Linked DNA regions of Mus musculus: all the other regions are linked to region 7. Evidence: chromatin loops called from intact Hi-C (ENCODE). Cell type or tissue: left cerebral cortex. All regions are shown on one strand. Region 1 holds the start of Mrps33 (mitochondrial ribosomal protein S33). Region 2 overlaps Tmem178b (transmembrane protein 178B). Region 3 overlaps Agk (acylglycerol kinase). Region 4 overlaps Agk (acylglycerol kinase). Region 5 overlaps Tmem178b (transmembrane protein 178B). Region 6 has its middle 22 kb from the start of Agk. Region 7 holds the start of Tmem178b (transmembrane protein 178B).

What was found. A loop is a pair of places that touch in the nucleus more often than their neighbours do. Peaks named below come from ENCODE experiments on the same cell type or tissue, not always from the same donor. Only the 100,000 strongest peaks of a DNase experiment are listed, where the experiment ranks them.
Region 1: a loop joins it to region 7, with 2.7 times the contacts of the local background. A loop is called at or near these places in 3 of 42 quality-filtered maps.
Region 2: a loop joins it to region 7, with 2.5 times the contacts of the local background. A loop is called at or near these places in 2 of 42 quality-filtered maps.
Region 3: a loop joins it to region 7, with 4 times the contacts of the local background. A loop is called at or near these places in 6 of 42 quality-filtered maps.
Region 4: it touches region 7 in a loop (6-fold over the local background); 6 of 42 quality-filtered maps call a loop at or near these places.
Region 5: a loop joins it to region 7, with 2.8 times the contacts of the local background. A loop is called at or near these places in 7 of 42 quality-filtered maps.
Region 6: it touches region 7 in a loop (7-fold over the local background); 9 of 42 quality-filtered maps call a loop at or near these places.

What each region holds. Positions count from the first base shown.
Region 1 is chr6:39,808,827-39,812,826 of GRCm38, reverse strand. Mrps33 (mitochondrial ribosomal protein S33) reads left to right here and starts at 1,891. Exons shown (of 3, transcript NM_010270.2): 1 at 1,891-1,963. In left cerebral cortex, a CTCF peak has its summit at 1,792 (motif pointing right); a DNase peak (open chromatin) is centred at 1,854; H3K4me3 peaks cover 1,642 bases; H3K27ac peaks cover 1,011 bases.
Region 2 is chr6:40,133,920-40,137,919 of GRCm38, reverse strand. The region is part of intron 2 of Tmem178b (transmembrane protein 178B); the gene reads right to left. Among named protein-coding and RNA genes, the nearest start is that of Agk, 190 kb to the left of the region's middle. In left cerebral cortex, a CTCF peak has its summit at 2,155; a DNase peak (open chromatin) is centred at 2,121.
Region 3 is chr6:40,385,739-40,389,738 of GRCm38, reverse strand. Agk (acylglycerol kinase) reads right to left here. Exons shown (of 16, transcript NM_023538.2): 12 at 2,778-2,925; 13 at 2,198-2,295. Among named protein-coding and RNA genes, the nearest start is that of Dennd11, 48 kb to the left of the region's middle. In left cerebral cortex, no CTCF peak of the experiment used is centred here; no DNase peak of the experiment used is centred here.
Region 4 is chr6:40,391,934-40,395,933 of GRCm38, reverse strand. Agk (acylglycerol kinase) reads right to left here. Exons shown (of 16, transcript NM_023538.2): 14 at 3,211-3,281; 15 at 1,236-1,320; 16 at 1-209. The coding sequence ends at 72. Among named protein-coding and RNA genes, the nearest start is that of Dennd11, 42 kb to the left of the region's middle. In left cerebral cortex, a CTCF peak has its summit at 2,480 (motif pointing right); a DNase peak (open chromatin) is centred at 2,520; H3K27ac peaks cover 361 bases.
Region 5 is chr6:40,047,932-40,051,931 of GRCm38, reverse strand. All of the region lies in intron 2 of Tmem178b (transmembrane protein 178B), which reads right to left. Among named protein-coding and RNA genes, the nearest start is that of Tmem178b, 180 kb to the right of the region's middle. In left cerebral cortex, a CTCF peak has its summit at 2,189 (motif pointing right); DNase peaks (open chromatin) are centred at 30, 1,898, 2,196 and 2,768; H3K27ac peaks cover 580 bases.
Region 6 is chr6:40,301,847-40,305,846 of GRCm38, reverse strand. No RefSeq gene overlaps it. Among named protein-coding and RNA genes, the nearest start is that of Agk, 22 kb to the left of the region's middle. In left cerebral cortex, a CTCF peak has its summit at 2,256 (motif pointing right); DNase peaks (open chromatin) are centred at 2,267 and 3,287.
Region 7 is chr6:39,868,478-39,872,477 of GRCm38, reverse strand. It overlaps Tmem178b (transmembrane protein 178B), which reads right to left and starts at 1,042. Exons shown (of 4, transcript NM_001360978.1): 1 at 1-1,042. In left cerebral cortex, CTCF peaks have their summits at 959 and 2,103 (motif pointing left); DNase peaks (open chromatin) are centred at 563, 1,015, 1,876, 2,078 and 1 more place; H3K4me3 peaks cover 2,321 bases; H3K27ac peaks cover 2,572 bases.

The DNA of each region.
Region 1 (4,000 bases), 60 kb after region 7:
GTTTATAAAACATTGGTTTAAAAACAACCCAAACCTCCAGAAACAGAAAACACAAGTGAAAGTTCTCCAAGGACTGTTGCCGCCTAGGACACTGGGGTAGGTGGCTGTAGTTATGCATAGGACTTTAACAGCCTTGGTGTAAATGTTAATAAGATTGCATACTATAATGTGAGTTGATAACATATTAAAACTTGGCAAACACAAATTCTATAGGAGCAAAGACAATGTCAATTGAATGCCCTCCTCTAGATATAGAACTTGCTGCTGACTTGCCTCAATTCTAAAATCTATTTTACTGTATTTATGTAAGACTTTGATTAATGCTCAGAAAATAAGCACTCGTTTCTCAATCGACCTACCAAGCACTCAATAGGCACTGTATAGTAATCCCTATAAAAGGTGGCTCTATTGAAAGCAGATTTTGCAAGGAGCGAAATACTGATAGTGTTTCTGTTGTCAGTGAAAGGCTTGCCGAGGAGACATGCCTTTTTTATGAGAGGCGGTCTCTCAGCTCTTGTTTTTTCAAGGAAGAAATTCAGAGGAGACACACAGTGTAAGCAGTTTATCTAACAAAGCAAGCGAAGATTTCAAGGAGTGAGCTGTTCCAAAGAGAAGGGCAAGAGCACAGTAGATTCCCCGTCGTATTTTTTTTTTAATTCTTACATTTATAAAGTGGGTGTCATAGTGATAGAGTAGGGCGAGCCTTTTTCTTTCCTAAGTCACGGTGGGTCAGATCACTTTTGAAGGATATTTCTTCTCAGGATCCTCTAGAAAAGCTTATCCTGGCCAAGCCCACAATGAAAATAATATCGTAATGAAGTCATGGTCTCTGCAGGATGCTGACCCTTCACTGGTGCACACGTAGGCAAATACCCCGGTACCTTAGTTGTTGATGCGGTATGAGCAACCTATCTTCATTCCCAAGGACAGTCAACGGTAAAGGGCACTCTGACCCGCAGCTGACACAGCTGCGCAGATAAAGCTGCAGTTTTCTTGGCCCACATATCTGATTTCTTTTGAGATTGCTCAAGATCTCATGATTGATCTCATACTGTCCGTTACGATATTTTCTTGCTCCACAATTAAGACATCTTGCTTTTAAAAAACAATTGAGAGTTTATCATAAAAGTTTGAGTCTGGGATTGACGGCCCAGGTGTGTACCTTTAATCCCAGCACTCAGGAGGCAGAGGCAGATGGGTCTCTGAGTTTGAGGCCAGCCTGGTCTACACGGTGAGTTCCAAGACAGCCAATGCTACATAGAGAAACCCTGTCTCAACAAACAAAACAAAACAAAAAAAGAAAAGAAAAGAAAAAGGCTGGGGACAGAGTTTTACACTAGCTTATCCAAATGTACAAAGAGAAGCAGAACTTAGGCTATCTTCCAAAACACAATTTCTCTGTGTTACTGCTCCTGTCTATCTCCTATCCAAGAGTTCTATCCCTGTACCCCGAAAAGAGAACCACAGCTCAACTCCTTGATTGATAGGAACCCAACACGGTCAGAAAGACTCTGAGCTAGCATCAAGTATCTTTGGAACGCAAAGAGCATAAGCTCTAATGAAAAGAAAAATGAAACGTGAAGACAAAGGAAAAATACTGCATTTCATTCTATTATCACAGAGCAAGGAGCTTCAGCGAGGAGGGACTCAGCTCTGGCTATTCTCGACAAAATGATGCGTGTGGTCCCTCTAGAACCTTCCTGGATAGCCAAGGCTCCCCCACTCTCAGAACCACACCCACACAACCCGGCTTTCCTCGCGGGCGGAGGCCCTGGGCTCAGAGCGAGCGCGGCCGCTAGGTGTCGCCCGAGGTCCCGCCCCCAGGGAGTGAGAGTAGTTCCGGGTTGTCCGCCGACTCCGCTCTAGCCATCAAGCTTCCGCCTCTCTCCTGCTCTCTGGAGCTGGGAAGCAAGTAAAGGGGGGCGGGCCTTCCGGGGACGCGCGTGCGCGAGGTCAGGAGCAGGTAAGGCAAGCGGAGCGCTGGGGTCACAGCAGAGGGCGGCGGCGGTGCGGGCGGACCCGGGTCCCTAACCTGGTGGAATTGCCAGATCCAGTCGAGTCAGTTAGGGGCCTTCCTGGAGCTTCCACGTGTACCCCACAAACACCCGAGGCTTTCCCCTTATCCTGTGGGGAACTGAACAAACCAAAAACGCACTTCCTTTCTCCTAGTGAGCCCGCCCTCGCACTCAGTTTTGTGTGGGATGCGCCGGCGATATTTGTTGATTGTTATTTAAAATGCAGTTTAGATGATGCTTGGGAAAATGAATGACTCTACTACAGCTTCCAGCGCCGGAGGAGTGCGCGAATCAGACAGCGGAGAGTATGAGTTGTGCATGCTGAACAAAAAAAAAAAAATAAAGTTATCTGTTCGGAGGGGTTCATGCCCTGTGACCCAGTAAAATAATTGGTACCAGTTTTTAAATGCTCTGAGCACGTTGCTTCTCAGTAACAACTCGTATGCATTCCTTGGGTCGTGATTAGGCAGGCACTATGCCTTCAGCTTTCCTTGTCAGTCGAAACTCAAATAATAAGGTAAATTGTACTCCTGATGTTGATAATTGACCTACACTTATACCCACACAAGTGTACCTGCAAGCATTTTAAATAAATAGATCCATGAGAAAGATAAACTTATCTTTTTATGCCAAAAGGGGAAAAAAGAGTTCTGAATTTTCAGATGTGGGCTTTATGTGTTTTGCTTGACATATTTAAGTAATTTGGTTTTGCTTCTCATTTTCAACGGTTATTTTCACCTGTATTTTTCTTTCATTCACATTTAAAGAAACATGATATTTCAAAGGAACTAATTTGTGAGGCTGAAGAGATGGCTCAGTAGTTAATAGAGCATATTGCTCTTGCAGGATCCAGGTTGAGTTTCTAGTCAGATAACTCACAACCACGTATAACACCATTATAGGGCAGAGGTTCTCAACCTGTGAGTCACATATCAGATATCCTGCATATCAGATATTTACATTACAATTCATAAATTCATAACAATAGCAGAACTGCAGTTATGAAGTAGAAATGAAATAATTTTATGGTAGAGGGGTCAGCACGACATAAGGAACTGTATTAAAGGAACGCCGCATTAGGAAGATTGAGAACTACTGGTCTAGGGGAACCCTCTCCATCTTGCCTCCCTGGGAACATAGTCACACAGACCCACCCACAAATAACTTTTGTTTGTTTGTTTTTAATTTTTACCCTATTGTGTAACTCCTAGGATAATTTTATGTGAATTGAAATCTAATTGGCATGTAAATCATTTGACTTAATGTTATATAATTTAAAAGGTTATATTCTTTCATAAAATTGAAATCCTTTAGGAAAGCATACTGAAATCTCAAAACGTCCTAAATTTTTAAATAGCCCTTTACATGTATGTGTGTGTGCTCAGGCATGCAGAGGTCACCTTAGGGGAGTCCCAGAGATCACAGTCAGATGGCAGGCCTGGTGACAAGCACCTAAACTGCTAAGCCATCTTTCCAGCCTCTTCTTTTTTTTTTTTTTTTAAGTTAAAGAAGGGAGAAGGGAGGTAGCAATGCATCCGCCCTAGGACCAGTTACAGAAAGCAGGCATTTTAGCCTGTGTTTTTGTGGTGAGACAGGGTCTCACCATGTAGCCCTGGCTTGCCTAAAATTTCACTTAGAACAAGACTGGTCTTGAACGCACAGAGAACCACTAGCCTGTGCTTTGAAGTGCCAGGTTTGAAGGCCACAACTGACCTCTGTTGGTTTATTTATGTGTTGTTTATACTTAAAGTTTAACAGACCAGTGAGATGGCTCAATGGACAAAGACACTGCAGTCAACCCTAATGACTAGGGACGATTAAATGTCCTCATACCTCCACCTGTGTATTGTAGCACATGTGTGTCCATATATACATACATACATACCAGCACAAAATAAACGAATGCAATTTTTGAAGCTTTTTTAAAAAGTACATCGTGTGTGTGTGTGTGTGTGTGTGTGTGTGTGTGTGTGTGTGTGTGTGTG
Region 2 (4,000 bases), 270 kb before region 7:
TTTATTTTAGTGGACAAATTAACAGTCTGACTAATTAATAGGTCTTTTAAAAAATTGCACACGTGTTAAGCTTTCACACTTAGGGGAGAATTGAAGAAGAAAGCAGCAGTTTTATAGGTATCCTGGGGACAGCATTTTATTGTACAACATGAGAGATGATCAGGCTGGAAGCATCGTGTGTGTGTGTGTGTGTGTGTGTGTGTGTGTGTGTGCATTTTAAAACCAAAACAGATCCCTTTCATCACATGTTTATGTCCATATGTTTATACCCTTGTCCTGGAACCGAATGCCTTTTGTCCTGGCAAATGGCCCTGACAGAGGCTTAGTGGTCAGTTGAAAATAAAGGCCCTCCTCCTGTCAATCAAGACTGCCTCTGTGCTGGGCAGAGATCACCTGGCATGTCTTAATCTACAGCCCTAATGAAAAGCAGTAATTACGATCAGCAGATAGCGAGTCCCTCCCCTAACTCGGTGTGGACTAATTAGTAATGACATTTGTCAGACTAGCTGTCTTGCAGCAAAGGGTCTAGAAAGCGGAATTAATTTAGCCATTCCCATGCACTGAAGATGCTGAGCGCTTGTAAGAATGATCAACCTTCTCACCTTCTCTCTCCTAAGAAGAATGAGTCTGAAGGTGGCATGAAGACAAATTTCCATCTGTGGACTGTACCAGTTAGAGTCAGGTTTGCAAATTCTAAGGCCTACAAGTGCGGGTAGGCAGCTAATTTTAATGATGAAGTGAGCCTAGTGTAAGAAACATACAGCCTACTCAATCTATTCTTTCATTTTTCCCACTCTTTAGAAAGACAGGCTCTATTATGAGAGAACAACACTGTTAAGACTGGTGATGAACCAAGTCTTACCCTTGGTGTCATGGAGGTAATAAAGGAGGTGACAATAGCAAGCCAGAGAGAGCATAGGACAGGCTGCACAACAAGGGCCACCCTGCCATGCAGAAATGCAAGCCTACTAATGCCAAGATGGCTGTCTTTGTAATAGAAGACAGATCATGAGGATTTATGCAAAAATCTCCTTGTTTTAAACATTGATAAGTCATTCTTTTAAAACATACAATGTCTTTGCACTGGAAGCTACACATCTCAGCAAGTCCAGACTTGTAGAGGGATTTTCTAGTCTTAGCTCAGCCTGACCACTCTCCTGGTCTTCCCAGGATCTGTCATGGGCACAAAGGTTCAGGATGCTCTCATGCAAATGTTTTCTTAGTACTGTTTTTCCAAAATAGTCTCCAAGTTGCTTGACACTTTAGTTGGGTTACTCCTCATGTCCTGCTCCCTCATGCTAAGTCCTAAGAGGATGGTGGAGACAAACAGCCACATGGCACACACACAGGTACACAAGCGAAACCCAGAGATGTGGCTTTGGTAGACCAGCCAGTGACTGCCACAATCATTCCAGACCTAGCAACATGGTTCAAGAACACATACCCAGCTACTTCCCTTAAAATAGTACCTTATTCTGGCCTAGAAAATGTCTGTGAGATACCCCCATGCCTTCCCCAGTTTAATGCCTTTTAACCTCTTCTTCCATTCTCTCTGCCTGAATCTCTGGCCCTTGGCCGTTCCTCTTCTTTTAGGCCTGTCTAGCTGAACTGCCTATGGTGGTTGGTGGTATCTCCCCTGGGTGCCCTTGCAGGGCTGAAGAGTCAACTGTGCACCTTTCTTCCTATCGAGGAGGATTAGTTGACATTTTGGTTCCCCAACCCCTTTAAACTGCTTGATTCTTGCTTATAACTACATCTAAAGACCAAAGCTTGAGTCTAACCTAAATCCCAGATTGAAAAAAAAAATGTGGTCAAACACAGCATTTTAAGCCCAAGTCCATCAAAAACGTGTTCAACTACAAGTATCAGAAATCTGACCCACGAGGAGCTGGTTCATGCTATCCCACACTAAGTCTAAAGGGGATTAGTACAGTTAGTAGAGGAGCACAAGAATGCCAGGAAGCAGGGTCAGCATTATGTTGCTCGCACTGTCTGATCACACTCAGATGACAGGCGTGGCACAGCAGCTGCAGACAACAAGTCTACACTGGACAAGTCTACACTCACACGCAGAGCAGGAAGGGAAGGACAGAGGAAAGACTTTTCCTTCCTGGGAAATCTAGGCTTTTATGCAGAATCAAAATTGCTGCCCAGAGCTTCCAGAAGGTGTCTCCTTTCCTCTTGCTTTCCGTGGCAGTTCCATGGATGCCCCAAGATGTGTGGGAGGCTGGAAAAAGGAAAAGCTATCGGATGCCCGTGGGATTGGCACGGCTGGCTGTCATCAATCATAACCATCTTCAAGGATCTATCGAGTTTACTGTCCCCAACCTATCCTGTCAAAAGGAAGCAACGGTCATGTGGCTACCATGAATGTGGTGAACATGACACAAAATTAAACTTATAAAATAAAATTAATTGTCAAAGTGCGGTGACATATACTCAACAGTTCTGAAGGAACTCAAGAAAGAAACAGTCCAAAATATATAGCCTTCTTCTATAAATAGCCACCAATTCTGAAGACTGTTTATTAAAAATGCATCCAGTATTCAATGGAACTGTAGGGTAGACCTAGAGAAATGGCTGCTGGTGCCTAGCATAAGTGGATATAAGCCACTGTGAGCTAAAATATATCCACAGCCTTTCTAAAAGTGGTTTATTAGTATAACTTTTATAGTCATTGTGGTTAGAGTAAGCTAACAACTGAATTGGTGATAATGGGTCAATTAGGAGAGACTGGAGTTCAGGTTAGCACAGTGTAAATATGGGAGGCTGGGCGATAGCATAGTAATTACTACAAGACGATGATGAAGAGAAATTCCATATACAACATTGGGTACATTAATTATGCAAGGCTCAGCCACAAGGAGGGCAGCAAGCTGGTAGGGCAAAAGCAGTAAGAAGAAAGCACTAAGGCCAGAGATGCTCTGCAACAGTCAGGAGAGAGAGAAGAGATCACAAGTGAAACAGATCCTGGATAAAGTGCTGCAAAGCCTTTGATTTTACACACTAATGCAAAGCTCTGGGATTCTATATGGCAGAATCTCCTAATTTCTTGCAGTCCTTTTCCTTTCAAACTCTAGCGTATCCTCTTAAAGCTGGCTGCTAAGTCAGGCATCGTCACAATGAATGGGTTGCCCAAGGACATGTGCGTAAGTATGCGTATATGCACGTATGTGAAAGACTGGACAGCTAAGATTTATTATTAAGGCTCTTAAAATTTTGGTTCTACATGTGTTGGTGACTAGTCTAAACTGTAACTTCTTAAGACCTAATATTCATAAAACTAGTTGTTTTGATGGATGCCTATGCATTGAATGTTTCCCTATTAATGAAAAAGCCACATAGTTCAAACAAGGGAACCCTCACATCTAACTACAAAGAATTCTATTTTTAAAAAGGAAGTATTAATATCGATAAAAGGAGCATAAGCTCTTAGTCATAAATAAAAGTTTCCTATTTAACTGACTTTAATTGAGTTAATGAGATGTCATAGGGTTGAGGATACAGGGTAGGACTTGGGGGGGGTGTTGTATAAAAAAGCTAATTTAGTCTGAGAGTATGGCTCAGTGGTAGAGTGTTTTGTCTAGAATGAATGTTCAAGGTCCCGGATTTGGGGGTTGAGGAAGAAAGGAGGGAGAAAGAGGAAGAGAAGAGACAAGGGAAAGAGAGGAGGGTGAATAATGACCTGGCTTAGGGAACAAATATAATAACAAGTTTCTCTCAATCTCTCACGTTGCTTTCTGTTCAGGGAAGCCTAAAGGGAAGAGGTGGCTTCTTAGCAAGGGCTGCTAGCAGAGTGATATTTAGCATCTTTAAAACTGATGGTGAGTCTTACAGCTGACAACAAATTGATCTGGAGAAAGAAGGGCTAAACTATTGAAAACAGAGATAGGAAATTCTCTGAAATCTATACACACATGATAATGGGTGTCGATATAAATGACCTAAACTTCCCCTGGGGAATTAAGTACTGTCTGGTGGGTTAGCATGAGGGAGGGGT
Region 3 (4,000 bases), 520 kb before region 7:
CACACAATTACATGTCTGTCTCTTCAGTCAGAGAAATGAAGTTTTAAGAGATTATACTGATAATAGTATCAAAAGTAAGATAACCATGAGTATACCTAGCAATAGACAAATACTAGAGAGAAAATCATAAAACACCTTGAGAGATATTGAAGCCCTCAGTAAAGGAAGGGATACATCACGTTGATATGCCACAGGGTCAATACTATAGAAATGCCATTTTTCCTCAAGTTGTATGTGTACAGTGCAACCGTATAAAACTTCTATGAGGAACCTAATAAACACCCTCAAGTATTTATAGAAAGCATGGGGCTGATGGGACGGCTCAGGAGTGTTTGTTGCTGCTCTCGAGGAGCTGAGTTCAGTTTCTAGCACACAATGATCTGTCCATCTCTAGGGGAAAGAGTCAATAAACTGATCTGATTAATTGGCTACTCGAATAAGTAAATAAAATTGGAGCCTTTACCTGTGCTATTCACAAAACTCAATTATAGGTGGCAAGTTTTTTAAAAATAACAATGGAAGTAACTATCTCATGAAAATCATTTAAAATCACTCAGCAATATATGATGAGCATCTTGCCACATTAGTAAATATAAAGATTATATATTACTTTAAACTAAAGCATTAATAGTTATTTACTCAATCTATTTAATATACTGTGCTACTAAAGAATAAACATGCTTATTTAAGAGACATTAAATTTCTGAAATTCCACAATCCTAAAGCTGTTTTCTTATTATGGAGATATTATTTTAATGATAAGTAAATATTTAACTATTACATGACAGCTACAGTATGTGACTATTTTACTGTATCTGCTCTGGCAGAGTGGTGAAGGAAAGAGAACTGACTAGAGATAAGAAGCAGTGTCACAGAGCTTTGTAATTAGCACAAAGATAAGAGCATTCAGCGGCCTGAATGTGGCTCATCTAGAGAGAGCTGCAACCACAGGCTCACTGCACGCAATGCATTCAGAGATTCAGTCCTCGGAGAAAAGAACAATGGCAAAAGAACAGGAGCAAACACTGCAAATACAGCGTTACCACAGACTGAGAATAAAGAGAGTGTGTAATAGAAATGTTATCTTCTTCTCAAAAATCTCTCCCAACAGAGGACTGTTCAACCTCATCCCTTCATGGTGGTTTCATAATTCTGTGTCAAGTAAGGGAAGACGGTGGACAGTAAGTGCTGGTGCCCACAAACTAAACCACCGCACCCCTGCCACGACAGCTGAAAACAAACAGTTACAGCTTACAGCCTCATGAAGGCTAAGAGAGGGCCCAGCTCCCCATGCACACCACCACTGAGTGCTGCCGGGCTGGGTAACACTCGGCACCCAGTAGTTACTATCTCAGCTGCTGCTCCTTAACACTTTTTCTTTACCCTTAGTATGAAATGCAGTTAAACGGTCTTGCTCATACACACACACGGTGTAAATCTGAGAATAATATAGCTAATTCATGTAAGATTCTTAGACAGTGACTCCCATGTAATAAACATGAGCTATTTTTCCTAAAATGTTTCCCTTTGTGCATTTTCTATTTTTAGCCTTTGGCCCATTGTTTAATATTGTCCCTGTTCATTCCTTATTGATTTACTCTAGGAGACTGTGATAAGGAAAGCTAATAATTGCTGGTCTGCCATATCCTAATATTCTCCCCAGCTGTCATTCCCAAGTTTATCTTTTTAAATAAGTAGATGAATGTATCAATATAAAATTTGCCTTAGGTGTCATGTTTAGAAAAAATTCTTTGTACTTTTCAAGTTTCTACTAATAATCACTTAAATGTTACTTAATACTTAGGTAGTTTTATTATTTTTTAGTTTAGTTCATTAATTCAACTGGAATTATTTCCAAAGGTAAAGGGGGCTGGTTGTGTCTGCAAATATTTCCCAGGAGACGAAAATTACTTGTATAAATAGAAAACAAATCGTCTTCTGGTCTGAGCCTCTATGCACGGGCACGCATGAACAAAATGTGTGTTCAGAGATCCGTGAGCTCCTGTGCCCCAATGCACTCAGCTACCACTTCCCAGTGCAATTGTTCCTCAAAGGCACACCACCCCTCCCTCTACTTGAGCCTTTCATCTCTATGCCCACAGAGTAAACAGAAAAATACTGAATCAGTGCAAGAAAAGCACCTGTCACTTTTTCCCCAGACACCAAATTCATTTTTTTAAAAACTGAGTGCACTTACCATCAGGTCAAGTTGGGTGTTTCGGGTTGTGATGGACAGTTCAATGGTGGACAGTTGTACATCTTTCCAGACCTCAGGGCTTACCTCTCGGGAGGAGGCTGTGGGAATCCATCAGACATGGGTCAGTGTTTCTACTGACACTTCTCTCTCTGTCCCTGCCCGCTCCCTCTCTCTCTCTCTCACACACACACACACACACACACACACACACACACACACACACGGGGGGGGGGGGGGGGGGTAGAGAGAGGGAGGGAGACTACTGAGCTGCTGGTAGTCAGCTTCCCCAGCCCTTTGTCCAACTCTATTCTTTATTTCATTTTTCTGTAAAGCAGGGATAAATACCAGGTTCTCTCTCTATGCCTAAAGCGTCCTCAAGTGAAAGCAGCTCACTAGCACAGATGTCAGTGACAAAGAGGACGAGGAACGGTGGTGCTTAGTCACAAGACACTGAAGCCTGTCCTGACAGCACCCAGGAGTCTGAATTCACCAGGAACTTATCTAGTACTGATTCTGGGAGTCTGCTCCAGGCCACTTCTAAGCTGAACAGGGCTTGGAATCTAGTCACCACATTGCTCACCATCCTGTGGCTGTGCCCAGAATGAGGCAAGCCTGCGTAATATTCTCCTATACAGAGACGGCCTGGGAGGAGTCTCTTCAGGCTCAATGGGAGGTCTCTCTCTAGGTCCCGTGTAAGAGATGGAGGCTTGATGAGTCTGAGGCCATTCCTGTTAATGAAGAAGAAAACAGCTTTCATCATGTACACATAATTCCTAACACAGGGGGCTTTGCTCTGCAAAGGTCAGAATTCTAATAATTTAATTGTCTCTTCAATGAGCAGAATTCTCCTCACTTGGGAATATGACGACTTCAAACCTTACCTTAAAAACCATGAACATAGTGATTGTGTATGTTCCCTAACATACAACAGAGAGAAAAACAAACTGAATTGACAACTACTGTTTACACTTACTTATCCAAAGAACAGAAATCAATATGAATGAGCAGAGTGGTCCTATGCTAAACTTACCCTCAATTTATCGATGGCACACAAACAAGTAATGAAATCAGTTGCATCAAACACCTACTTCAGTGCTGGTATCAGACTCCATATAGAGGACAGAATTCAAATCCAGCCTGAGGCCTCTTCATGCTTCAAAGCCCATCATTCTCACACAAGATATTTTATGATACATTTTTATCTATTGTTATTATTATTATTTGTGTGTGTGTGTGTGTGTGTGTGTGTGTGTGTAAAGGAAGGAGGGATCCCTAAATCAGGGCTTAACATTTATTGGAGAGTGGGGGAATCATACTGCAGGTATAGACAGAAACCAGTTAGAGGAGCCTATCAGCGACATCACAGACCCTCAGGCTCTGGCAGAGTCTCTAGACTCTTATGGTTAAATATTCTGTGCCGCCTTTATCACCTGTCCTCCTGCTTCATTTTCAGAAGCATAGCTTCAAACAGTTTTCAAAGCATATCAGGGAGAACGTCCTAGTTCTCTCCAATGTCACTTTCATTTGGTCCTAACTGCTGCTTCTCTACTGTCTCAGTGACAAAGGAAGCCCTTCCCCCGTGCAGGAACCCTGGATCCTATCCTGTCTGTGTATGTGCTTAGCCAACTCAGTCATCTTCTCTGTCTCCTTTCTCTTCACTTCCTGCTCCTCCCTCCCCTGCTCTGGGTATATGAAAACACAGCCATCTATCTGCTCACTTAAAAGCCACTGCTCTATTGTCTTCCTGTTTCTCTCAGGGTAGCCTTTTCTGTCTTCTCTTTAAAGTCGGGATTCCTGAAGAGG
Region 4 (4,000 bases), 520 kb before region 7:
GCACACACATCCCCCATGTGGTCCCACTGGTGGCTTGCAGTGCAGCCTGGGAGTGCCCGCCACGCTGTCGCTCACTGGGATGTGCTCGGCAGCATTTGCTCTCTCTTCCTCGGATCACAGAAGAACCGCAGCTTTCTGGGCAGTAGTTTGACCTCCACCGGCATGGCTTCGTACTCCTCGCTGTCAATGCTGAAGGAGCCCTCAGTTCCCTAGAGAGAGGCGAGTACTGAGCACAACTGGGACCTTACTGGATGAGGAAGCGTCTGCAGAGGACTCAGCCTAACAAAAACCTCTCAGTCCTGACTGGTTCTGGAAGCATCAACTCTCTAGTCCACAGAGAGGGGTTTTCCTTTGAAACCTTCTATCTCAAGAAACACTTTGGAGCTTGAATAATATTAGAATTTTAAAACATTTATCAGAAGGCAAGAGCATTTACATATTATAGATACATGAAATTGTCAAAGAACATAATCAGGATATCCACTATGGAAAAAATAAATTGATTATAGGGCCAGAGACAATAAGTCTCCTTAGCAAAAGCAGCTGATACTCCTGAGAGGTACTTTGTGTCCACTGATTCATTTTCATTATTCCCTGAGACTCAGGGTCTTCAGACTTGGATGTGCCAACACTAGTATCATTAGACCCTGTGCAGTCCTGCCATAGCTCATTCAATTCAGCATTTGCTCCATGAAATTATGTTGGCCACACATGTCAACACCTTGCATTTGCCTACAGTTTCAATGCAGTACAGCAACAGCATGGCCATAACTCTTTAGAGGCCTGAGTAAATCTGACCTGGGGCCGCAGCAGTCAAGTTACCTTCAATTCAAGTACCGCCACTTCTTTATTCCTATTTACAAAAGTTGTTATTCTAAGAATGGTACTCTATAGCATACTTTACAGGAAAGATAAAACCCGATACCCACCAAATGGAAGATTCTTCAGATAATACTATCATAAACATCTTCTGCATTCCTGGCATGAAGAAGCAAAGGTTAGGGACCTAAGGATCACTTCGAGGGAGAACCTTGGCCTAGAGACGCTAAGCCTCAGAGGCCTGCTCCAAATCAGTAGCATGGAAGCGTTTGCCTTTCTTTTCTGGTCTCCTTTAACTCAGACCTGATAACGAGTTGTTAAACAGAAGGGACCTAAATGGTAGGCGTTAATATGGAAAGAGGAAGAAAATGGAGAAAAAGACAAATCAACTCAAAACAGCTTGTGGTCCATCTTACCTCAGGAAGAACCAGAGTACAGTGGCTGGCTTGGAGGCACTCGGTGCCAGCTGCACGCAGGCCAGGGTCTCTCACCTTCTTACTTCTATTAGTATAAGAAAAAGCAAGGTTGGAATCTTTGATGGCAACTGCAATAGACCTCAGAAAAGCCCACCGATGAGGGCAAGAAAGGCAGAGTGCGGAGACCAGGGCTCAGTGAACAAGTCTCCCTGGGATTCTAACCAGTGTTGGGGTACATTCTACGAGACTGACTGACTTGCTGTGGAGTGAGAACTGCATAAAGCTGCCATGAAGTTTCTCTCAATTTTCTTAATTTTAAAATGGTTCTACATCTATCTATCTAGTTGTGCATCTCAAATGTAAAAATTAAGATGTAATTCAGTCATTTGAGGAAAGCATCAAAGTTCTGTTCCTTGGTCCTTGTGATCCTTTATGAAGGGCAATTTATTCTGCTTTAGGGTAGATAATGCTTTTACCCTTATAAATAGTCTTAGCTATTTTCTCATCACTCTCCATAGATAACAGCCTCCTTAGCACACTTACCTTTGCTAAGTAGCCTTGGAGTAAAGCAATCAGACACAAACATGCGAGACCTCAACACACATGTACTCCATTTAGTTAATTATGGTAAATACAAAAAGAGAGAAAAGGATAGAGGGAGAAGTTTAAATCCAGCCTGAGCTACTTGGGGAGTTAAAGGCAAGCATGGGCTATAAGAGACTTTGTCTCAAAAAAAAATCTTTTGTTATTTTGAAGTAGCAATTTTTTCATGTATGAATTTGTCATCAGAGTTTCAGAACCAGCTTCATCAGGTTTCATTGAGATATTTAGTGGATGCATGCATTGCACAAATTTACTTCTCTTAAGGACCAAAGGGAAACTTGCTTAAAGAATGCTGAACATAATACCATTTAATTAATTGATACAGTGGGTTTTTTTGGTTTGGGTGTCAGTTTTATAAAGGAGATTTGAATATGGCTGCTCCCATTAGCTAGACGCACTTAAGATACTGTGCGATTTATGCACACTGTGGAAGGGACAGGCTTTTTTTCCTTCTTCCTTTTCCCATACAGCGAGAGTAATCAAAGGCTGCAGAAGGGACCATTCAGTATCTGAAGAATTTGTATCAAAGGCGAGAACAACACAGACTAATGAAAAGTGTGCTGCAGCCAATGCTGGAATAGATAATGATGCAGCCATGGAGACACAGTTGCTGCAGGAGCAATGTCCAATCCCTAAATTGGGCACAAGAGGGAGCACCAGGACAAAGCAAAGGAGGCTGAGCAGATTACGGGTTGGCATGGGAACGAACATACAGCTCCTTAGATACTTTGAGGATGTCTGGAGAGTTTACAGAATACTCAGCCAATGAAATTCCAGCCAAGGCAGGAGTTAACAAATCAGGCAGGACTTGGAAGAGTCTACTGTATTAGAAAAGGGGAAGCCTAGGAAATGTCCAAGTAGATATTCAGTGTCCTTTCAAGTTTGTCCTTGATGTTCTGGGAATGGGAAAACAAGGTGAATAGCATGCGCAGTAAAAGTCGCCGGGAAGTGCTACTCAATGTCAAAAGCCTCCTTGAGACTGACAAGTAGTCCTCAGGTAGTAGACATGATGATAACCTTCCATTTTACAGATGAGAAAGGACTCAGACAAGTCAACTGCCTTAGAGTTCCAGAGCCAGTGAGGAGGCAATCAAGCTCCCTGAGACTATAGATAGTCCTTAGCACGGCCTGAAACACCGAATTCTTTCATTTCAATGGAAAGGCAGACTGTTAACGTTCTGTTCTTCCCAAAATGAGCAGAGAGGGCAAAAGTACACATGCCAGCTCCATTCTAAAAAAGAAGGCCAGAATTCCCAGACAGACAAGGCCGTTGGCAGGTCTCCATCTTAGACAGACAGCACACTCTGGATAGAAAGGTTTGAGGACACCAGTTCCTTGATGAAGCCCCATTTCCTACAGACCAGGCACTTACCCTATGATTATGAAATCTCCTTTGCTGACAGTGTCAGGTTCAATGCAAATGTTCATAAAATCCTCTTTGCTCTAGAAAGATTAAGAATGGGAATGTTAAGACTTGGAAATTGGGCTAATGAAGCTGTCGCCCACAGGTGTCTGGGTTCTCTAAAATGTTCTAAATGCAACTGGAGCAGACAATAGCAACCTACTTATTTCCCAATAACGGTTGCAAAACTTGATGGTTCTATCCATACAAAGCTCTGAAAGCCTGATGCAGAAGAAAGTGCTATGAAAAGAGTCATGAATCCTGTCCCCCTCCTCAGTTTCCTGCTAGTCATTAGCAAGCAGCACCAGCCTAGCCTTCAGTTAAGCAATCCCAACACTTCTGTATGGCCTTCTTGGGGAAGTTCACAACTTGTAGGCCCAGGAGAGCATACACAAGCCTCTGTGAGCCACTGCCTGAGTTTCAAAGGTACCACTAAAGCACAGCTGTATCTCTCAACTAGGAATTACAAAACACATTGTTCTGACATAATGACCGCTCAGAATCTACATTTCACATTTCATCCAACTACCTACTAAGAGTCAGCCACATTTCATCAGCCCTCAGAATATTTGGGTTAACACAGAAGGAATTTTGCCCACAAAGAACTTACATTTCACTGAAGGGAATGCACAGAAAAATGAAGCAGTATATTACTGAATGTACAGAAACCGGGTATACTAGAAGTACATCAGACTATATTACAAAGTGTCATAAACAGACAAGGAGTCTGAGATTGCACTGGTGGTAGTACAATTTTTAA
Region 5 (4,000 bases), 180 kb before region 7:
TACAGCTTTTCCCCCCACCTCCCCCATTGTGGTTCTCTCACCTCCGCCATAACCAACTGTCTCACACACAGCTCCAGAACACCTCAGCTTAACTGAAGATGTCTGCAGTTGGCAAAGGAGTCTCAAAGAAGAAAGACACAGACAATCAGAGAGAAGCTGTATGATAAAGAATCAACCTCTCCCAGGATGAGAGGACACATCTATGCCCAAGAAGGAGACCCTTCATGGGAATGCCTCTGCATTCTGAGGACCTTGGGTCATACCCATTGATTTAGAGTCGGAACTTTAGATATTGTCCTGTCAGATCAAGCTCTAAAAGGGCTAGAGACTAGGATAACGCTTGCCTATAGGACAGAGTCCCCCTCCTGACACAAAAGGGAAAAAAAGATACCAAGGGACATGCAGGCCTCTCTCATTGGCATTACTCTCTATGTATGTCATGGTATACTGATGCTGTGACAGGGTGGCTTTCTATTCCTCCAAAAGGGAAGAAACTAAAGGCTCCTAGAGGCTCCAAATTTAGAATCTCCTGAGCTCTTCTCGATGTATCTCACACCTGGAGAGAGTTTTTTCTATATTCTTCAGCTGTAATAAACTAAAACCATGAGTATATTAGACTTAAGTCATGCTGTGAGCCTTTCAAGGGAATTATGGAAAATAATAGTGATTCCTGGGGAGGCTTGATCTTGCTGCTGCTGTCTGGGGTCTGTTCCTCTCGCACTACAGAAGCCACTGAGAGACCCTGCTGATGGTCTCCATTATGCACTAAGTGTCCAGGACCCTGAATTACCACATCCTTGGCTCATGTCCTGCCATCACAGGTGAGCCCTAAAGCCTAAACATTACCCTACACCCACTCGTCTTAGTGGTGTCACAACAGCTGGCACTACAAATGAATGTATTCAGATGGAACTTCTCTCACCCCAGCCTTTTAATATCCTTCCACCTCTAAAGGTAACACAGGGAAGGCCCTGCCTCCAGGTCACTCAGGTGTTTTTAAGCCTTGCATAATCACAGGGTAGTAGTGAAGAAGGGCTATCATGGGCTATCACGTGGGAGATTGTTCCTGGGAAACTGCTAGTATGTCCATGGGTCTCACTTGCCTGAACAACGTGATAGTCCCATTCTACTTAGCCTGAACCTCAATCCCAGGAATAGCATTATGCAGACAGGAGGACAAGGGAAAAGAGGAGCCAAAGGTCAGTAAGAAGGCCGTGATAGTGTCCAGGTTCTTCTGGAATTGTGTTCCTTTGAGGACATTCTTCCCCAGGATCATCAGCCCCCTCTAAACACACACACACACACACACACACACACACACACACACACACAGAGAGAGAGAGAGAGAGAGAGAGAGAGAGAGAGAGAGAGAGAGAGAGAGAGAAAGCGCACTCCCTTTCCCCTACTATTTGCAGCGGTTCCATGTTACCAATAACTAGAAAGCCAAGAGATACATTCTTAAGTCAAAAAGAGGGCGGCGGGGGGGGGGGGGGGACAGGAAGAACAAACATCAGCATTTGAATATCAATGAAAACAGAAAATCCCCCCCCCAAAAAAATCATGAAGAAAGAAAAATGTATTTAGGTGGCAATGAGCAGTGTGAACCGATGCTGGCTGGATGCTGTATTAGATCTGAACTAGCCACACATCTTTCTTTGTTAACCTTGCATCCCAAACAACTGCCCAAGAATGCCAAATAGGATGGAGGGAACACACTGGACCACATATGCTGAAAATGAAGAAGTTTCAGGGCTATATCAGTCACTTAAGCCTAATATTTGGATTTCCTTTAAATTGCATTGTCGTCCACGGCTATTCAGGCTGAGTTGCTTAGACAGTAAATTCCAGTTCTAGCTGCCATTTCACATTATGCTAATGTATGTGAGAAGCTGTCTCCCTGGATACCGCAGCAAATTGCTAGCTGAATCATAGAAATGCTGTCAACTTTTTTTTTCAAGTTTTCCTTTTTTTTTTTTTTTTTTGCTTTGCCATTGTGTGTAGTCAAGAGAAACCAAGAGAGACAGGGAGAGATGTTTCCCCCCCATTGGATTGATTTTTGCTTCTTGAAGAAAAAGCTATAGATTCCTCTAGTATTTCTAAAGCAATCACATGCATGCCTCCATTTTATTTGAAGTCATTTCTTTGCCCAAATGTCTGTGTCGGTTTCAGAAAATCAGCACCAAGAGCCAGCAGAGGGAGAAAGAGAGCACCTGATGTGATTTCTCTACAGTATCTACTTAAAACCAGAGCCGAGCATGTGGGCATTTGCTGAACCCCAAGAGAAGTATGCAAATCCAATGGATTCACTAGGTGAGACTGTTTGTTTTTCTCTGCGTGTGTGTTTTTAAGGTGGCTTGAAGCTCTGGTGTCGGTACAAAACAGCCTTTGGCTTGCAAACTGATTCCAGTTTGGGTATTACTACCCTCTCTCCTTGGACGACCCCTGTGCTGGGTATGGTTCCTTTGTCTGTACAGTAGGGGAGGGAAATGGATGCACTCGGAGCTAGCTCCCTTGAGGTTCCCGCAGCCTAAGTCTCTAAGGCTCTCCTCCAGCTTCTGCAGCATGTGAGACTAAAGACAACAATACCTTAAGTTGGAATCAGAGGCTAAAAGCCTACTGCGGTTTCTTCCAGGTTTAAAGGGCTAAAATTCTGTGAAGGTTGCCGCTCAAAACAGGCCATTTCTGCTGTTAGGTTGACAGAAGAGAGAAGAGTAGAAAGGCAGGTTGTACACTGAGCCTGCATCTCCAGCACTCGTGTCTGCTCTGGGTATGGTAGGAATTGGAGAACCTGGCAGAGAGCCTAGGACAGGTCAGGAGCTCCCCTCACTATGAAAGTCATGATGGCAATCACATTCATTCCCGGCTCCCAGGCACTTTTTCAGTTTGAGATGTGCCACCCCCACCCCACATCCTAATGTATTAGCTGCAGAGCCCTGTATGACTGGCCATGCCTGTGCTTGGGATTTCCATCCATATCCATCCATAGGTCTCTGTCTAGGCTGACCTATTTCCCACCACCAGAAGTTCTACCAACACACCATCTGCCACTTTCCCTGCAAACAATGGCTCTGACTTCTACCTGTTAAGTCTTAACACTCACCTAGAATTCCAGCAGGGCATTAGGACGCAATCAAGAGCCCGAACCTGTGGTGCTGCCCAGTTTACAGCCGCAGGGAAAAGCAGGACTGTGGCCTAACAAGACCAAACATAACCTTGCCTCCCCTCCTAGAACGGTTGACACTGATTGCCAACTTGACAGGTTCTAGAATCGCCTAGGAGGAGACAAGTTCTGGGCATGTTTGTGAAGGCATTTGTAGATTGAGCTCATTGAGCCCCACAATGAGTGTGGACAGCCCCTGCCCTAGGGCAGGAATATTAGAATAGAAAGGAGACCCCGGCATAGTGTCACAAGAGACAGCTACATCTGGGTCCTTTCAATAAAATCTTGCTAGTGTATGCAATGGTGTCAGCGTTTGGATGCTGATTATGGGGTGGATCCCTGGATATGGCAGTCTCTACATGGTCCATCCTTTCATCTCAGCTCCAAACTTTGTCTCAGTAACTCCTTCCATGGGTGTTTTGTTCCCAATTCTAAGGAGGGGCATAGTGTCCACACTTCAGTCTTCATTCTTCTTGAGTTTCATGTGTTTAGCAAATTGTATCTTATATCTTGGGTATCCTAGGTTTGGGGCTAATATCCACTTATCAGTGAGTGCATATTGTGTGAGTTCCTTTGTGAATGTGTTACCTCACTCAGGATGATGCCCTCCAGGTCCATCCATTTGGCTAGGAATTTCATAAATTCATTCTTTTTAATAGCTGAGTAGTACTCCATTGTGTAGATGTACCACATTTTCTGTATCCATTCCTCTGTTGAGGGGCATCTGGGTTCTTTCCAGCTTCTGCCTATTATAAATAAGGCTGCTATGAACATAGTGGAGCATGTGTCCTTCTTACCAGTTGGGGCATCTTCTGGATATATGCCCAGGAGAGGTATTGC
Region 6 (4,000 bases), 430 kb before region 7:
CATACAGATACACACACACACACACACACACACACACACACCTTTACTGAGCTCATGCTGGTTCTGGTAGCACTAAAGTCCAAACAATTTCTTACTAATAGCACCAGCATCTTGTGATAGGCCCCTGTGGCTGAATCACAACATGGCAGAGAAATGGAAGAGAAAAGAGTTCCTGGCAGAAAAGGCATGTGTGTGAGCAAGGAAGCAAGGTGATGCTGAGGTGCTAGGCTCCCTTTTAAACAACTTGATTCCATGGGAACTAATTCACTCCTTGCAGAAATTTAACTCATTCCTGAAAGGCAGCATTAATATATTTATGAGGGTAGAAACACATACTTAATTACCTTGATTTTAGCCCTGCCTCTGAAAGAGTTCCCCACCACACCACCACTAAGCTGTGGTACCAAGATTTAAGCCATATTCCAATGACAGAGCACTGACTCCACTGGCTTAGGGTGGATGACACAGGGAAACACAACTGACAAGTCTGCTGTGCTCTCACACACTCTTAGGTACCATTCCTTCCAAATCTCATTGTAAGCATCTTGAATTGTCCAGTTCAAGGCTGCTTAGTCCAGCAACAAAGCCTCAGAGCCCACAGAACTATTTTGGCAAGTGTGTGGAAGTCTTACTTCAGAAGATTGTATGTTTGTTCAATTAACACTCCACCTTTCAGAGTCTGCACCTCTCCAGTAAGACTCCAGCACACTACCTTGTAGGCCAGCATTCTTTGCAGTATTTTTTTTTTTTATAGAGGACTATTTCAGAGGAAAGTTAGCACACACACACACACACACACACACACACACACACACACACACACACCAGTAATTGCAGCAGCATAACTACCACCACCAGCAGCAACAGCAATAATTTCATGAGCTTGAGGACCATGAGACTAAATCCATGCTTTCTTTTAGAACTCAGTGTAAGTCTGCTATGCAGGTGAGCATGGTGAATTTGCAAAAGGAAGTCTGGTACAGTATATAGTGTTCTATGTACTGTTAAAATTGAGAGTAATACAGACACATTGACTGTATTGGACTGATGCAGTACAATAAAAATACTACTAGACTTTAAGACAGGAAACATAGATTTAATTTTCAGCTTCTTCCTTTAATGTACAACCCTGAGGGTGCCATTTAAAATTCCTGAGTCTGTTTCTTCATCGGTATAAACATAACATTCCAATTAAACAAATCAGTAGATGTCAAATCACCTAGTCTGCATCTGTAGCCAAATAAATACAAGTTCCCCCTTTTAATTCCAAGCCAGATGTTTGTTAAAGTAGATTTTGAATATCCTTTATTAATAGTACAATTAACATAATTATAATCCACTAGCAATCACTCACCAAAATTAAAAATATATGGGGGGGCCAGAGAGATGTCTCAGCAGTTAAGAACACTTACTGCTCTTGCAGAGGACCCAGGTCCAGATCCCAGCACCCATATAGAGCTCACAATCATCTGCCACTCTGACCTCTGAGGGATCCTGCATGCATGCATACATGCCTTCAGCACACAAGCATTCACATCAGATAAAAATTTAAAAAATTTTTTCAAAAAAAGATATAGAAGTGGAGATAAACTTCTGCAGGAAATAAAGAAGACAAGAGTCACCATTATAGATATTTTATGTATGCTTAACAAGTATAATAAACTTCCCTTCACATTATAGGAACTGTCTGAAGGACAGTGACCCAAACCTTCGGAAGAACAGTTTCTGGATTCAGACTAGAATAAAGCTGACTGACCCATCCTTAGACTATCAAAGCCATTTTGGCAAAGCCCAACAACTCTGCAAGGGAAAGGGCTTCTCTGAAGTAGTACTGCCAAAAAGCCAAAGACACTTCACGAAGTTGGGGCTCCTGTCTAATTTACTGGACATTTGGCCTTGGCCATTTCATGAAGGCTTATATTCTGGGTCAGATTCTCTTTCCGACTTCTCGGCTCTTCATTGCCTTTGCATAGATTGAACGTTTGATCTTGGCCTCGCTGTCCAAAATTGCTCATGTCCAAAATTCCACAACGATTTGTACACATATAAAATCCTGCTGCTAATTGTGCGTGTAATTGCTGAGATTAAGTTGTGTGACTTCAAATTCTCTGACATTAATCCTAAAGCTCTCGATTTGTTCATTACCACAGAGTCTCTTATCTTGCACCTTAAGAGGAAAGCTTTAATCCTTGCAGCTTTAAACCAAGACATTTGGGTTCCCTCTGTGAAGCAGCCCGATTGAGAAGCATATCACGAGGTGGCGCTAAAGATCCGGCAGTAGTAGATGACTAGAGGACAGACTGCCCAAGTATTTTCCTGTGTTAACCAGCACCAGTCTAGTTTTGTTGCAGGAGATCTTGGGGAAAGGTTTGGATTGAGTCTGATGCAAACAGTCCTTCTACAAGAGCTCAGCACCTAGTTAAACATAGCTTGAGCTTTGCAGCAGCAGCTCCAACTTCTTTACAAGATCTGTGACCCATTATTCTGCCCACTCATCCGTTTCCCTCATTCCCTGAATATGGGGACCTAGCTTTTCTTCTTCACTCACTTATGTGGGTATCTGCAGGATGGAATTTTGTGGCGTCCATACAGTCAAGAGATACAGGACTTTAATTATTATTATTTTTCTTAACCTCTGATTAGTAGGAAGCTCAGATATCATGGAGTAGGGGGTGTGCTCAGGCCCTGTACTTGGGAAACAGGCAGCTGGCCTGTGCTTCAATAAGAAGACATTAGGAGAATGTTGTGACTCTTGTATTCATGGCCAATCCACAATCTATCTTCTACAAATGCATACTATCTGCATCCATAATCCACCGTCTATAAATACACACTATTTGTAACCACAGTCAACTCTCTACCAATACACACTATCTGTATCCACAATCCACCCTCTATCAATACGCTCTATCTGCATCCATGATCCATCGTTTGTCCATACACTCTATCTGTATCCATGATTCATCTTCTACCAATACACACTATCTGCATCTACAATCTATCTTCTACCAATACTCACTATCTGCATCCACAATCCATCTTCTACCAATATACACTATCTTCAAGAAGCCTTGTGCTGTCTCTGTCCATTCCTTCACACCAAGGTTCCCCTTTACCCTAGTTTTATCTCTGACACAGTTCTTGGACATTTCTTTTAATCTAATTCTAAGGCAATAGAGTCTTTGGTTATTTTTTCCAAGCAAAATCTTTTGTGAATGCATTTCTAAATTGGAATGTTAATCAGCAACAAAATGAAATGAATGGGAGTTGAGGAGGTGGCTTCGTCAGTGCTTGTCATGTGTTTCAGTTGGGGTTGCTGTTGCTGTGATAGAACACCATGATGAAATCAACTTGGGAAGAAATGGCTATGCTTCAACATCACAGTTCATCATCAAAGGAAGTCAGGACAGGAACTCAAGCAGGGCAGGAACCTGGAGGCAGGAGCCGAGGGTGAGACCATGGAGGGATGTTGCTTACTGCCCTGTTCATCATGGTTACCTCAACCTGCTTTCTTATAGGACCCAGAACCATCAGCCCAGGGATGGCATCACCTGAAATGGGCTGGAATACGCCCCCCCCCCAACACACACACAACAATCATTAATTAAGAAAATGCTCCACAGGCTTGCCTATAATGTGATCTTATGGAGGCATTTCTCCATCATGTTTCCCTCTTCTCAGATGACTGTAGCTTGTGTCAAATTGACATAAAACTAGCCAGCGCACCATGCAAGCATGAGACCTAACTTTGGGTCCCAAGCACCCATGTAAAAAAACTGAGCATGTTGGTGTGCACCTCCAATTCTAGTGCTGAAGATGTAGAGACAGGAGACTATCTGGAGCTTGATGGCCAGCTATCGTTGATGAGTCAGTGAGTTCCCGGTGCAGTGAGAAATGCTGACTCAGAAAGGAAGATGGAGAGTGATAGAAAGGATCCAAGGATCCACCATCCACCTCTGGCCTCCACAGGTGCTTAGACACATATGTGCAAATACACACA
Region 7 (4,000 bases):
CGCGTGCCCAGAACTGTTCTTTTCCAGGTTGGGTCTTTTCAAAGCCTGAGTCCTCTGATCACCACTAGGTCCTTGACTCCTGCCGACCCCACGGGTGCTCTCAGAAGCGAGCTGCCCGCAGACGCATGGTCTCTACCAGCCTTTGCCCGCGAGCTCCCGGATGGCCTGCCTCTGGCCTCCCCATTAAGACAGCTCCGCTTTTGGACAGCGGGGACACTCGGGCGGCGTTACGCGACTGTTCAGGGCCCGGGGTTTGCAGAGACTGGGCGGCAGCTGACGGGCGTTAGGGACGGACTGCACAGAGGAGGGCGCACCCGGAGCGCTCGGAGCTCCTTCAACACCATGGACAGGTCGCTCAGGGGTGGCGAGCTGCCCGCCCAGCCGCCAGCCTCCCCGGTGTCATGCGGCTCTCTCCAGCGCCTTCTTCTTCCTGGAGTGTGTGCACCCGGCCCTCTCCAATATCCCTTCTGCTCCACTTCACCTGGCCTTCCGCAGCCCCGCGTGCGAGATGCCCAGGTGCTGAGAAAATGCTGCGAGCACGAAGAAAACCCGGAGCCCGGCTGCTCGAAGCAACCCGCCCCCTTCGCCACCTGAGCCCAAGCACTCCAGCACCGCTTGCTCTAACCAGCTGGGGTCAGCCGCTCTCAGATTGCACCATTTTCTTCTCAGCCCACCCGGGTGCCGAGACTAGGGATCCCTCGGCCTCGTGTGGAATATCCCGTCCCGGCCTCAGCGTCCCGCGATCCGGCTCCCCGCACTGGGGTGAATGGGGCGGGGGATAGAGGGGTGGGGGAGCCTGGGCGCCTCGGCTTCACCTCCCTACCTCCTCGAGCTGCAGAGGCTTCCGGGCCTCTCAGGCTCAGGCGACGCCCGAGAGGAGCGAGAGCCCAAGCTGCACCCCAGGGGCTCCAGAAATCGCATTGCCCGGGTGTGGGCGCCCGAGAAAGCCGCTGTCACTCGCTCGGCCTCCAGGCGCTGCAGCCTTGGCTAAAACCCACAGCCGAGAACACGGAGCGCGCAGCCAAAAGCTAGTGATGTCATCCGTGCAACGTGAGCCTCATCTCTTATTTTTCTAGCCTTCTTAAAGTTAAACCACACCATTTTCCAGGCACGAAATGTCTGAGCCTTGTTCTTTGGCCAGGCAAGTCAATGGTGTCTAGGTAGGTATGGGCTCCACCACATCCATATTAATGCACATATACATATATGTAGCATGTTTACGTGTATTATTATAAATTTAGTGTTGGTGCCTACGTCTCCCGTTTCTCTTTTGACCGTGGAAAAGTCCCTTAAATTCGCCACAGTTCTTTAAAGAAGAAAATGCTTAGAGAACGGTCTTTAACCGGCTCTGGGAGAACCCCTGCACCTCGGTTTCCGCCTCTAGTGTCTCCTATTCGTTTGATCTTTGTTTTTCCCCAGAAAGCTATAAGCACTACCTTGCTAGCTACTGGCGTTTCTACCTGGAACTGAGCAGAGAGCAGCCGTGAGCCAGCGGCCGACACCCCAACACATACACACACACACACACACACACACACACACACACACACACACACCTGTCCTTACTCTTCGGCAAGAAAAGGGGACAACTAACTGATCCGTTCAAGACCAGAAGAGAGCCGCTGTGGGGTGAGAGGGCAGTTGATTTTGGAGGAGAGGAAGTTATAGGCAACCTCGGTATAGGGTTTGTCGTGATTTCCCTATGACCGCTGGATTTAGCCTCCGCAGGGCCTCTTTGAGGTGGGACCGAGACTCCAGACCTTGAAGAGGTGGGCCCCAGCTAGAGGATCCATCCCCACCCTACCCCGCCCCCTGCTTCTCTCACGTGAAGCAGAGCCGCAAAGCTGGGAGCCTCCCATCCAGCTTCACATACTAGGGGTTTCATTCTAAAGCTCACCCTTCGGTTTTCACCCTCTCTCCAAAGTCGGGGTTCCCCACTGAGGGATAAAGAGCTGCCCTGGGGAAAAGAGAGTGCCCTAGGGACCCAGCTTTGCACAGCAGGACTTGTGAGTCGAAAGGAACGCACCTCCACCATATTCTTTTTGTCTTTTTTTTTTTTTTTCCTCCCTGCATTTTGAAAATCGCGAACAAGGCGTTTCAGTGCCATCTAGTGGGGGAGGGGCGTGCCTTGTTTTTCAGTCTTGAATTCTATAAGGGGATTTACTTCGTGAAGAGAAGTCATTAGGATTACCTACTTGGTTCTTAGATGATGCTCGGCTGGTCTAGAAGTTACAGGCACCTGCTAGTCCACATCATCCTCAGAGGTCCCTGGGATGCCCTGATAAAGCTGAGCGACTTTGGCCAGGGTGTCTTCTCCTTATCTTTTTCTCAATTCTATTTGTGTCCTTGAAAATAGGGATACATTTGGCATACATGCAAACACTACTAAAGCTATTTCTACCCCTAAAGCTAAGTGGGAGTGCTTTTCACCTAGTAGGGTACCTGCATATGACAATAGAAGGGAAACTGAACTGACAAGGTCAGTGGGAAGTCAAAGCAAGATTATCTCTACAGCTTGGGTCTCTTGGTTCCCTCTCGGGTCTTTAAGCCAGCTCAAGGATCACTGGCAGTGCCCAGGCAGAAAAGCACGCATGCTCCTCTTTCAGCACCCCTCCCCCACAACCCACCCACAATCCACTCTTGCTCCCCTCTTGGTCAACTCTTTAACTTTTTCCACGGCCTTTGGCCTACTTTCAAAGATTTGCCTGCTATCCTGTGGCCCTCAGTGCTGTCCTAGGCCCAGCTTAGGAAGGGAGCCAATGTGGGGTACTGCCCTCCTCTTTCCTGGATATCACTAATATACCATTTTGAAGTTGTTGTCCTTGGTGAAAACCCAAAAATCCTACAAAAGATGTTTGTTGGTTGGTACCCTCCTTTTAAGTGTGATTGTTTTGAGCCACCATATATCATATTGGAGATGATACTGATGCTTAGGGCTAAGAAGCTGATCACCTAGACAGCATTGCTTCTTGTGTTGATGTTGCTGTTGTCGTCCTAGTTGTTATCTTTGTGTGTGTGCTTGACTGGGAGCCAAACTGTTGTGCAGTCTAGGAAGGTATTCCACCTCCCCTGTCTTCATGTTCCATTGTGGTGGAAGAGACACCATGACCTAGGCAACTCTTAATAAGAGAAAGTGATTTGGGACATGCTTAACAGTTTCATGGGTTTAGTCCATTATCACAATAGAGCTCTGCATTCGGAACCATAGGCAGCAGGAAGACAGAGCCATTGGACTGGCTTGGGCTTTTGAAACCTCAAAACCAGCCCCTAGTGACACACTTCCATGAACTCCTACAAAGCCACACCTCCTAATCTCTCTCAAGTAGTGCCACTCCCTAATGACTAAGCATTCAAATATGTGAATCTATGGGTCCATTCTTATTCAATCCACCACATCCAAGTCACACACACACACACACACACACACACACACACACACACACACATCTTTTTTTCAAGTTTATTTTTTGAGACAATCTGTCATTAAATTGCATGGGCTGGCCTGGAACTTACAGTCCTCCTGCCATAACCTAACAGGTGGTGGGATTACAGGTGTGGGCTACCACACCCAACTATGATCTACTCTTTTTAAGTGCAGGATCTAGCCTCAAATTTCTCTTCCCTGTTAGCTACAGCATCACTCTTTTGTGTGTTTCTTCCTGCTCATAATAATACTGCCCTGAAGTCAGAATTGACTCCAGAGTCAAACATAAAATGATGTGTGATTCTTGAGAAAGTATCCCAGAAAGTGAATGACCAGCGTCTGCTCACACACCTGACATGATGGAAAAGGCAAATCTCGGCGCGAGCAGCCTGCTCCATGACTGGATGGTTACAGTTCTTCTTTATACTGAACCCTACCCTAGATCCCTATGTTCCAGACATTGGCTCTTACTCTTTTTTTGCCTTCGGGAGACCCAGGGGTGGTATCTAACCCATCTCTCACATAGACATCCTTCTCATAGTTGATATCAGCCATCACGAAGCCACTTGATCTCCA